Regions from separate parts of the Homo sapiens genome. Here region 1 is linked to region 2. A link is a loop called in an ENCODE intact Hi-C map of the cell type or tissue named here. Cell type or tissue: A673. All regions are shown on one strand. Links, peaks and the distances in the headings refer to the core of each region. The heading gives the core; the rest is flanking DNA. Region 1 overlaps F11-AS1 (F11 antisense RNA 1). Region 2 holds the start of MTNR1A (melatonin receptor 1A).

Region 1 (5,377 bases), core at 132-5,131, 83 kb before region 2:
CATAATCAACAAAATCTAGAATTGGAAATTTCTAGATGTAAATTATTAGGTTTCTTCAACAAATAGCAAGGAAAAAAGAAGACGGAGGGAAATCACAGATTAAAGAAAGGTGATACATATGAAGCCAATGTGATATGTGGTCCTTGTTTAGATCCCAATGCAAACAAACCAAATATAAAACAAACATTTCTGAGAATTGAGAAAATCTGCACACTCACCAGATACTGGATTATATTAACATTATTGTCGATTTTAGGGCTATTAATAATATTGTGTTTATGTTAAAGAAAGAATCCTTATGTTTTAGAAATATATGTTGGAGTGTTTCTGGATGAAATGATATGATGTCTGGAATTTCCTTTAAATAATTTGGGAGGTGGGAGGGTGGGTGGAAAAGAAACAGATGAAATAACAGCAGACAAACGGCAGTGATTGTTGAAGGTGGGTGATGGCTGTGCAGGGTGGGTGAACTGAAGAAAATGATGGAGGTGATTTTTTTTTTCTTTTTTTTTTTTTTGAGACGGAGTCTCTCTCTGTTGCCCAGGCTGGAGTATAGTGGCCTGATCTTGGCTTACTGCAACCTCTGCCTCTGGGTTCAAGTGATTCTCCTGCCTTGGCCTCCTGAGTAGTTGGGACTACAGGCGTGTGCCACCACGTCCAGCTAATTTTTGTATTTTTAGTAGAGACAGGGTTTCACCATGTTGGCCAAGATGAATCTCTTGACCTCATGATCTGCCCACCTCAGCCTCTCAAAGTGCTGGGATTACAGGCGTGAGCCACCGCGCCTGGCCTGACGGAGGTGATTTTAATCCATTTAGAGGTTTATTTTGCCAAGGTTGAGGAAGCACCTGGCAAACAGAGACACAAGCCACTGTAGGATCTGTGGCACCCCCTTTTTCTGAAGAGGATTTTGAGGGCTACAATATGAAAAGGGGAAAAGGAGGCAGGAGGGGAAAAGAAGGAAAAGGAGAGGGAGGGCTGGTCACGTTCTTTAGAATCCACATGAAAAGGAGCGGGTAGATGAACCGTCAATTCTGCATTCATCTCCTGCTCAGTACATCTGTACTCTACATAAGATAAGGTGAACTTCAGTAGAGGAAGCAACTGAATATGCATTCGTCTCAGGGTGCGCAGCGGGACAATTTCTAGGCTCCTCTCGTCCCGTACTCTTGAAGATAAACTGTTAATTTACATGGTCAGAGTGAGGGAGGCCCCTGTGGAAACATGTGGCCTTCTATCTGTAGCTATTAGTTTAGGAGCAAAAGGAAAGGCAGGGTTTTTTGGTTTTTTCATGACTCAGTTTTCAAGCTTAACTTTTCCATTTTGGCATAGCGAATTTGGGCTCCCAAGATTTTGTCTTCCTTTCATAGGAGAAAAAATAATTTCTTTTCTCAATCCTTGTAAGTTCATTAGTGGGACAGATTCCTGTTAGCAGAAGACAGATTAACAAGAGAGAGAAAAAAAAGCATTTTTATTTACGTGTGTGTCTATCCCATGGGGAGAAAGCTGAGTTCAAAAGTAAGGTGGCTTAGGGCCCTGGCTTACATAGCACATCTAGCAAAGAACAATATATTCAGAAGTGACAGGACAAAGGACCAAGCAGCTCCAGGCTCCCAAAAGTGGGACAACTATGGAAAGGTAATAAAGCCTGCTCCCAGATTCCTCTGGCCCTGCTGGCGCCAGCCCCTGCACTGATAAGTGAACCACTACTTACATCTCTGTCTTCAGGCAGATAGGGGAGGCAGAAGCTTCTCCGCATTTTTTCACAGCAATTTTTATGGCCTGCCTTAGGTAAGAAAGGGCAGCTCAGACAGCCCTTTCCTGTAACTTTACTTTCCACTTGCCAAAGAAGCATATTTCGGGGTGAAATATTCTGGTGTTCTTCAGATGTATGGGGATTCATAAGATTATTTTCTCTCCTGCTGTCTAAAATTCCACAATGAAGAAGTTAAAAAATCTCTACTGTAATTAAAAGTAAACTGAAAAATATTACAGTTATAGTGAATTAAATAATTGAAGTTTTCATATAAAAATGCAAGTTTTTAGAATCTATGCATCTGAAGGATTTTTTTAATCTAAAAATTGAATATAAAATATGTAAATTATGTTCTTTTCTAACCTAGGATGCTACTTATTAAAAACCTAAATTATTGCTATAAAGAAAATAATAGAGATATTTTAGTTCATCTTAATTATATATTTTATAGTTTGGTTTTTTGTTTTGGGGTGTTTTGGTTTTTATTCATTTTATTTATTTATTTATTTATTTATTTTGAGACAGGGTCTTGCTCTGTCTAGAGTGCAGTGGTGCAATCATGGCTCTCTGCAGCCTCAACCTCCTGGGCTCAAGTGATCCTCCCACCTCGGCCCTCAAGTAGCTAGAACTACAGGTGCTCGCCACCACACCTGGCTAGTTTTTGTGTGTTTGTTTTTTTTGTTTTTTTGGTAGAGATGTGGTTTTGCCATGTTGCCCAGGCTTTAATTATATATTACATAGGGACTATCAAAGACACTGTCAGTGTAAACATGCTAGAAGCCAATATAAGCCACTCCAAACAAGCAGTGTACCTACATGACAGCTTTTCAATCTAAGTCGTGAGGCTTGGTCAGAGTTGTGCCTGAAATTATTGAATTTTATTTCATTTCTTATGCACTGTTATAGCATTAGTAAATGTATTATGCACTATTACAGCATTATAATTCTTATGAAATAAAACATACTCTGTATGATAAAACAGATGCTGAGTTCTACAGAAACTCTTCAATTTATATTACCCCAGCAAAATATCAGCAATAATGGCTAACAAGTATGGAGTACTTTCCGTAGTGTCTAATATATTACTGCATTACATCAGTGGAGTGGTATTATTAGTGCTTCTCTTTCTTCTCAGGCTGAGGAACCAGCAGATGAGAGGGTTCATGAAGGAACCACTAGTTCCAGAAGTGCTGGATCCTGCCTTAATCATCATTCCAAAGACTCTCCTTATGATGATAACAATTAGTTGAACTCACTTTCTAGAATCCAAAATTGCAATGGTTCTCCAAATTAATACATTGTATCATGAAGTAAATTCACCTTATTTATTACTGTTTTGCTTTCATCCACCAGTAGAGGGAGTACAAATTCACCTATAACTGAGTCCAAATCCCAAAAACAGATTTAGGGAATGACAGGATCAGGCAGGAGTTTAACTCCTGTATTTTTATGCGTTAAGGAATCCGAGGTGACAGAGGTTGGGTGAGTTAATGCAGTTACATGGTTGGCCAATGGTGGGGCCAGATGAACAATTCGCACCCCCTGGCTTCCAGAACAGGCTGGTTTTACCACCGGTGAGGCTGGTCCTTTCAGTGGATATCAGGTTTCCTTCCTAGCCCACTGGGTGGTCATGTGGAATATTTCAGAAAGCCAAGCTCAGTTTCCCTCAAGAAACGTTAGTGACCACTAGTTTAAGATAAATTTTTATTTGGCTATGGTGAAACAGCTGATCATATAATTCCCCCAAATGAACATTAATTTAGCAAATTAATATACTGCACAAATAAGTATACAAAAGCAAAATTGAGAGCTAAATGAAGACAAAATTCCTCTCTGGGTCTTTCAAAAACACAATTTATCAGTTGAGAACTAATTGACTGTTTACAACTGGAGGTGAGAAGGGTGTATTCACAGATGTCTGCCTGAGACCATTGGATAAAGGGGATGAGTTCCAGTTAAATTTTGAAAAAAAAAAAAGGGGAAATAGCAGGGCACGGTGGCTCACATCTGTAATCCCAGCCCTCTGGGAGGCCGGGACAGGCAGATCGCTTGAGGTCAGGAGTTTGAGACCAGCCTGGCCAACATGGCAAAACCCCTTCTCTACTAAAAATACAAAAATTAGCCAGGCATGGGCAGCTGTAGTCCCAGCTACTCGGGAGGCTGAGGCAGGAGAATTGCTTGAACCTGGGAGGCGGAGTTTGCAGTGAGCGGAGATCGTGCCACTGCACTCCAGCCTGGGCGACAGAGTGAGACCCCGTCTCAAAAAAAAAAAAAGGTGTGTGTGGGGGAGGAGGGGAACAAAACAAAAAGCTGACCCTGAAAGTCTCCTTACTACTCAGTTTGAGAGACAAAAACTCCAGCTCGCCTGTTGTTTATGCTCATGCCTGGCTCTCCTTCCACTGCCTGCCGTACACTTTGCTGGGGCGGGGCTGACTCTGTCTCCTTAGGGGCAGGACTGTCTATAACACTGTCTTAAGTTCCACCTCTTCTATGCCTGGGAGGACACACCTGTTTCGTGTTCATTTGCATTCCCAACTTATCTTTCTTCTTCTCCTGGTGGCCACAGGAGGTGCTTTGTCGGCTGGCAGGTCCATTTTGGGTATTCTAATCCAGGCTTCTGACTAGGTTTGGTAGCTATTCTCATTCTCATTTTACTTCTTATTCATTCTAACTCTCATTCTACTATTTTTTACTTAGACGTAGTTTTCTTGGTAAGAAAGGCCATGGTAAGCAGACGTAGTGTGCACAGAAATATGCAGCCCTTCTGGGTGCCTGGACCCCAGTAGCACCATAGTCACCCGTAATAGCCACATAATAGCCACGCCTAGTTCTAAGAGTGAGTAGAGTTGGACCAAGTTGTGAAACTTCAAGTTTGCTTTTGTTTTTAGTCGAGGCCTAACCTAGGCTTGGCTGGGCACTTTTTTCAGGGTGCTAGTGTTGTAGAACCTCTGAGAGCAGCGAAAGGTTTATAAGATTTGGCCAAGGCCAGAGGGCGGGAGACAAAATCTCGCAATTCTGACCTGCCTTTGGACATAATTGAGGCTTTATGAGGAAGGTGGGGATGCGGGAGTGGCGATCCCATGACCAAAGCTGCTTGCCTCCCTCGGTCCCTTGGCCAGATGAAACTTCTGGATGCCTTCAAGGATGTCTATCTGACCAAAGGATCTTGTTCTTTAAAGATAAACAAAGCCGGGCGTGGTGGCTTATGCCTGTAATCCCAACATTTCGGGAGGCCAAGGCAGGCAGATCACTTGAAGTCAGGAGATTGAGACCAGCCTGGCTAACATAGAGAAACCCCATCTCTACTAAAAATACAAAAATTAGCCAGGTGCGGTGGCATGCGCCTGTAATTTCAGCTACTTGGGAGGCTGCGGCAGGAGAATCGCTTGAACCCGGGAGGCAGAGGTTGCAGTGAGCTGGGATTGCGCCACTGCACTCCAGCCTTGGCCACAGAGTGAGACTCCAAAAAAAAGAAAGAAAGAAAGAAGGAAGGAAGGAAGGAAGGAAGGAAGGAAGGAAGGAAGGAAGGAAGGAAGGAAGGAAAAGAGAGAGAAAAGAAAGGAAGAAAGAAAGAAGGAAGGAAGGAAGGAAAAGAAAGAGAGAGAGAAAGAAAGCAAGCAA
Region 2 (5,377 bases), core at 65-5,064:
TCTAAAGCTGTGCGGATTAAAGGTCACTAAGGGTCTCCCATGCAGCTACAGGAATATCCTCTTAAGAGCACGTCTTAGCAAATAAAATACAAAGTGAGTGTAAGGAGTTCTTAAGTTCTTCTTCAGAAAACACAAGAAGTAAAATTGTTCAGGCGTGATCATTTTTTACTTTTTATTTTATTTTATTTTTTTGAGATGGAGTTTCACTCTTGTTGCCCAGGCTAGAGTGCAATGGCACAATCTCTGTTCACTGCAACTTCCGCCTCCCGGGTTCAAGCGATTCTCCTGCCTCAGGCTTCCAAGTAGTTGGGATTACAGCTGTGGGCCACCACATCCAGCTAATTTTTTGTATTTTTAGTAGAGACGGGGTTTCACCATGTTGGCCAGCTGGTCTCGAACTCCTGACCTCAGGCGATCCACCCACCTCGGCCTCCCAAAGTGCTGGGATTACAGGCTTGAGCCATCGCGCCCAGCCGTGAACACTTTTTAAAGGTTCTGCAGGATTCAAACTTCCCAAATGCTGCAGGTGTTGACAGCAAGGAAGCAGGGCGAGCTCTGGAGGCCAGCTCTGGGAATTCAACCGGGCTCACACCTACAGTCCCTGGGAACAATCTGCAGCCCCAGTTTCTCCTCTGTAAGGCGAGTTGACCACGGCGCCACAGCACAAGGCTGCACTAGGATTCAATTAACCCAGTGCTCACAACCTGTTTGGTCCAGAGAAAGTCGTTTTTATTGCTAGGAAGGAAAGAGCCTCTTCTCGAAGGCAGAATTCCTCCAGTTTATATCAATCACCTACGAAGTGAGCTTATTCAATTTACTGACTCAAACTCAATTCATATTACTAAGTGCTTAACTAACTAATTCTCAAACTACAAACCGTAAAAGCACTACTGGGGGCGGGTGGGGGAGGCAGGGCAGGGGTGAGCCTCCCCAAAAGGAGCTAAGCAAAATTAGAGCTTTTCTTAACCACCTGGTTAAAACGAAAATATTGATCTTGGCAGACATGTTAAGTGCACGTTTCGTTCCCCGCCCCTTCTCCCAAAAGTGCCTCCAAATAAAAAACTAGTTTCTTCAGAGAACCAAGCATCTAATCATCACTCAGAGGTCTGAACATCCAGCATCCTAAGAACAAAGTGTCCACAGGTTCCCACCAGAACAAACCAGTTCAATGCATTGCTCGGAGGAAAAAGCAAGTTAACTCAAGCACACAATTACCTGTAGTTGCATATTATACGTAAGTGTACTCTTTCCTGCTCACGCCTGGCTACCTGCCTACTCTAACACAACAACTTCCGTTTTTAAAGTGTCAACTTGTTTACTTGGAGGAGCCGCCGCCTGCCGGACACAGCACGTTTGGGAGCCTCTCTTTCCACTGTAGGCTCGTAACTGCAGACTACTCCCGAACAACAAGACCACGGCGGCTGCTCCATCATTTTGCCAGCTTCTATGTTTCCATATTTTAACAATGTTGGGAAAACTAAATCACATGTTAAGACCAAGCAATTGATCAGTTCGTTGCAGAGGCTGCTTGAGGAACTTTCTGCAGCCTGGACCTGAGGCTTCTCAATCTAATAAACCTCAGACAGGACAACCAGACGGGGGTGTCCCCATAGGAAAGAGAACCCGACTCTGGTGGAGTGTCCCACCTCTTAGGGGCTGTGACTCCGCGCCTTATGAAAAGGCACTTTCAACGGGCAGGCTGGAGAAGAGTCCTCTCTAACAGGAAAAATAACTCCAAGTCCGCAGTGTTTAGGAAAAAGAACCAAGTGCTTGGGGAAGGCTGGCTGCCCGCGGAGAGGCGCTGCGTCCGGAGCGCTGGCCCAGGGGAGGCGGCGCGGGCCCTACCTGCGTTCCTGAGCTTCTTGTTCCGATACACCGACAGGATGACCAGGAGGTTGCCCAGGATGTCCACCACGATGGTGAAGATGAGGACGCAGGCCAGGGCGGACGCCAGCCACGAGGGCCGCGCGCCGTCCCCGCGGAGCACGGGCTGGGAGGCGTTGGGCAGCGCGCTGCCGTTGCCCTGCATGGTCCCTGTGCGCGTCCCGGCCGCGGGGCCATCGCCCGCCTCGTCCGCCCGCCCGACCACTTGTTAAGGCTCCGCCCGGCGCTCCCCGCGCCCACGCCCCATCCCGCGCGCTCCTCCACGCCGCGCCCCCGGACGCCCACGCCGCGCCGGACGCCACGGCCAGGTGACACCTGGTGTCCGCCGCGAGCCCGCTTGGATTCCCCGCCCGCAGCTCGAACCCCGCACCACGGGCCGACAGCGCCCCGGTGCGGGAAGCCGGGCCCAGCCGCCGCGCCCTGGGGACGGTGTCCCAGAGGCCTCTCCTCGTGGGCGCACGGCGAGGCCGTTCATTGTGTTTCCTCTCTGGGATGGGACTTTTCACCCAGCAGGGCCAGGCTGCCTGGGATCAAATGCGAAATGGGATTGGGGCGAGTTCACCAGCTGTGTGCCCCACCGCCCTTATCTTCCTTATCTGCAAAATGGGAATAAGATACTATCTCACCTGTTAGCCTCATAATTAGTAAAATGTGAAAAAACCAAGGACTGTCTTCCGTTGTGTATTGCACCGCTTAAGATGGTGCTAGATGTTTCCGATAATGAAATGACATTTTCAAAGAAAAAAGTAAAACTCAATATTTGCAGATGATAAAAATGTATGTACTTCTGTAAGTACCAGTAAAAATGAGAAAGAAAGCACACTTAGGTGGATCGGATACATGGCAGCAATGTAAAAGTGCTAGGAAATGGCCTAACCAGTTGTGTGCAGTGAGGAAAAAACTTTATGAAAACCATGAAAGGAAATTTAAATAAACGGAGAGACAAACAGTGTTCCTAGCTTCGAAGCCTGAAATTTTCATTTTCCTCATATACTTTATGCCAGACCAAGAAAAATATCAAATAACCTAAAGTTTCTTTGAAAGAGTAAAAAGAAAGTGTAGGAAAAGGATTTGAATAAGATGAATAGGAGAGAAGTATGACCTACCAGTATCAAAATGTTCATTAAAAATTACAATTAAGTGGCGCCTGGGATTACAGGCACGGTGGCTCACGCCTGCAATCCCAGCACTTTGGGAGGCCGAGGTGGGCGGATTACCTGAGGTCAGGAGTTCAAGACCAGCCTAGCCAACATGGTGAAACCCCGTCTCTACTAAAAATACAAAAATTAGCCGGGCGTGGTGGCACAGGCCTATAATCCCAGCTATTCGGGAGGCTGAGGCAGGAGAATTGCTTGAGCCCGGGAGGCGGAGATTGCAGTGAGCCGAGATCGTGCCACTGCACTCCAGTCTGGCAGACAGAGCAAGACTCTGTCTCAAAAAAAAAAAAAAAAAAATTACAATAAGTATGCCAGGCACGGCTGCTCACACCTGTAACCCCAGCACTTTGGAAGGCTGAGGCAGGTGGATCACCTGAGGTCAGGAGTTTGAGGCTGGCCTGGCCAACATGGTGAAACCTCGTCTCTACTAAAAACACAAAAATTAGCCAAGTATTGTGGTGGGCGCCTGTAATCTCAGGAGCCTGAGGCAGGAGAATCGCTTGAACCCGGGAGGCAGAGATTGTAGTGAGCTGAGATCACGCCACTGCGCTCCAGCCTGGGCCAAAAAGAATGAGACTCCGTTTCAAAAAAAAAAAAAAAACTAAAACAGTATTGAGCTCATAAACAATTTGAAAAAGCATATAAAATAAAGATTTTATAAAGTGAACAGTTCAAATCAGTAGGGCTGGGATAGATCACGAAAACAAAAATGCATTTAAAGAAAATGTAGGTAAATATACATATCACTTGAGGTAGAGAAGCACTCTGTAAGCCTGGAAAAAAGACAGACAGGAAATAATCCTAACCATAGAAAAGGTAGCAGCTGCCATGGACAGCGTGTGTCACTTCCCATCTCTGGCATCGGTATCTTACAACCATTGTTTGCACAATGTGTTAACAATTCCAGAAGGTCTGGCACTGCTGCGACCATTTTATGGACGAGAAACCTCTGGTGCTGAGAGGTTAAGCAATGTACCAAAGTCACACAGCTGGTAACAAGTAGAGGCAGGATTGGAACTCAGGTCTCTCTGACTGCCAAGCAAGGAGCCTCATTACTAAGTGATAGTGTTTCTCGGTCGTGATAGATTTGACTACGGAAAAGTTAAAAGTCCTATATTCAAAAAATACCACACACAAGTGAAAGCTAGAGAAACTGGGGAAATGATTTGTGACATAGCTAAGAGACGAAGCATTAATGGTCTTCATTATTGTTATGGTTTCAGCATGTCCCCAGAATTTGTGTGTGGAAAATTTGGTCCCCAGGGGAAGGCGGGGCCTTCAAGAGGCGATCAGGTCAAGAGGGTTATACCACTCTGTCTGACTGGGTTAATTCTGCAGGCATGAGTCAGTTCTTGCTCTCCTGGGACTGGATTAGTTACAGTGAGAGTGGGTTTTAAAAAATTACCACTCCAGCCTGGGAGACAGAGAGAGACTCTGCTTCAGAAAAAAAAAAAAAAAATTATCCAGTCCCAGGTATTGCTGTATTCTGTAATAGTGATGGAAAACAGACTAAGACAATTATATAAAGAGCTAAGGAAAAAAAATAGAAATATATTTAAAGGTCATAATTAGACAAAAACTAAAAATGTATGTGTAACCTCTTTTAGCAAAAAAGTTAAAAAAAAGAGAAAGCTTCCATTCCAGCGATCACTTTAGAAAACATTATATTGGTAGTGCCAAGTGTGGTTTGAAACACGTGGAGAAAAAGCATTCCTGTGCACCAGATATGGACGTCTTCAAACTGCATACATGGTGCTAGTCGTTTTACTAATAGAAAACAATTGAACAGTGTCCACATGTGTCAGGACACACCGTTATTTCTCCCTGCATTGTTTGTCACAGGTAAAACTCCTATACTTGGGGTTTTGATACACAAATTTGTGAAATCAACAGATGAAATACAAAGGCATAGATGGCTAACTCTCCCCCAAAAGGGGTGGCATACATAATGCTGGGGTGCACATAACAACATTCATGATCTTTCTTCCCTGGGGAATGAGAAAGGTGAAGCTGGGAAACCACGAGCACTGAAAATGATGGTGAAATCCTGGAAAACAAAGACCCAGAGAGGGAATGCCCAGACTCTGACTGCCAGCATCCCTGAACCCAGCACGTGAGGAATAGACCCAAAGGAAGCAACTGGAGCAAAAGGCCTGAACTGAGGCTGGAGCTGCCACACAAGAAAACAGTTCCAGTTCCAGCCTAGCCAAGAACACTGCCTACTGAGACAAAGAAAACTCAACAGAGAAAAATAATAGCATCTAGAATACCCACAGTGTAAGATTCGTATGTCCATGGTACATTCAAAATTATTTAACGTATGAAAACATTGTCTG

Evidence for each region. A loop is a pair of places that touch in the nucleus more often than their neighbours do. Peaks named below come from ENCODE experiments on the same cell type or tissue, not always from the same donor. Only the 100,000 strongest peaks of a DNase experiment are listed, where the experiment ranks them.
Region 1: a loop joins it to region 2, with 2.4 times the contacts of the local background. A loop is called at or near these places in 5 of 110 quality-filtered maps.

The regions. Positions count from the first base shown.
Region 1 is chr4:186,469,936-186,475,312 of GRCh38, forward strand. The region is part of intron 1 of F11-AS1 (F11 antisense RNA 1); the gene reads right to left. Among named protein-coding and RNA genes, the nearest start is that of F11-AS1, 28 kb to the right of the region's middle. RefSeq lists a silencer at 1,580-1,874. In A673, for the core only: CTCF peaks have their summits at 3,110 (motif pointing right) and 3,310; a DNase peak (open chromatin) is centred at 3,126.
Region 2 is chr4:186,553,337-186,558,713 of GRCh38, forward strand. It overlaps MTNR1A (melatonin receptor 1A), which reads right to left and starts at 2,231. Exons shown (of 2, transcript NM_005958.4): 1 at 1,846-2,231. The coding sequence starts at 2,029. In A673, for the core only: CTCF peaks have their summits at 1,353 (motif pointing left) and 2,283; DNase peaks (open chromatin) are centred at 1,355, 2,295 and 4,395; H3K4me3 peaks cover 1,572 bases; H3K27me3 peaks cover 468 bases.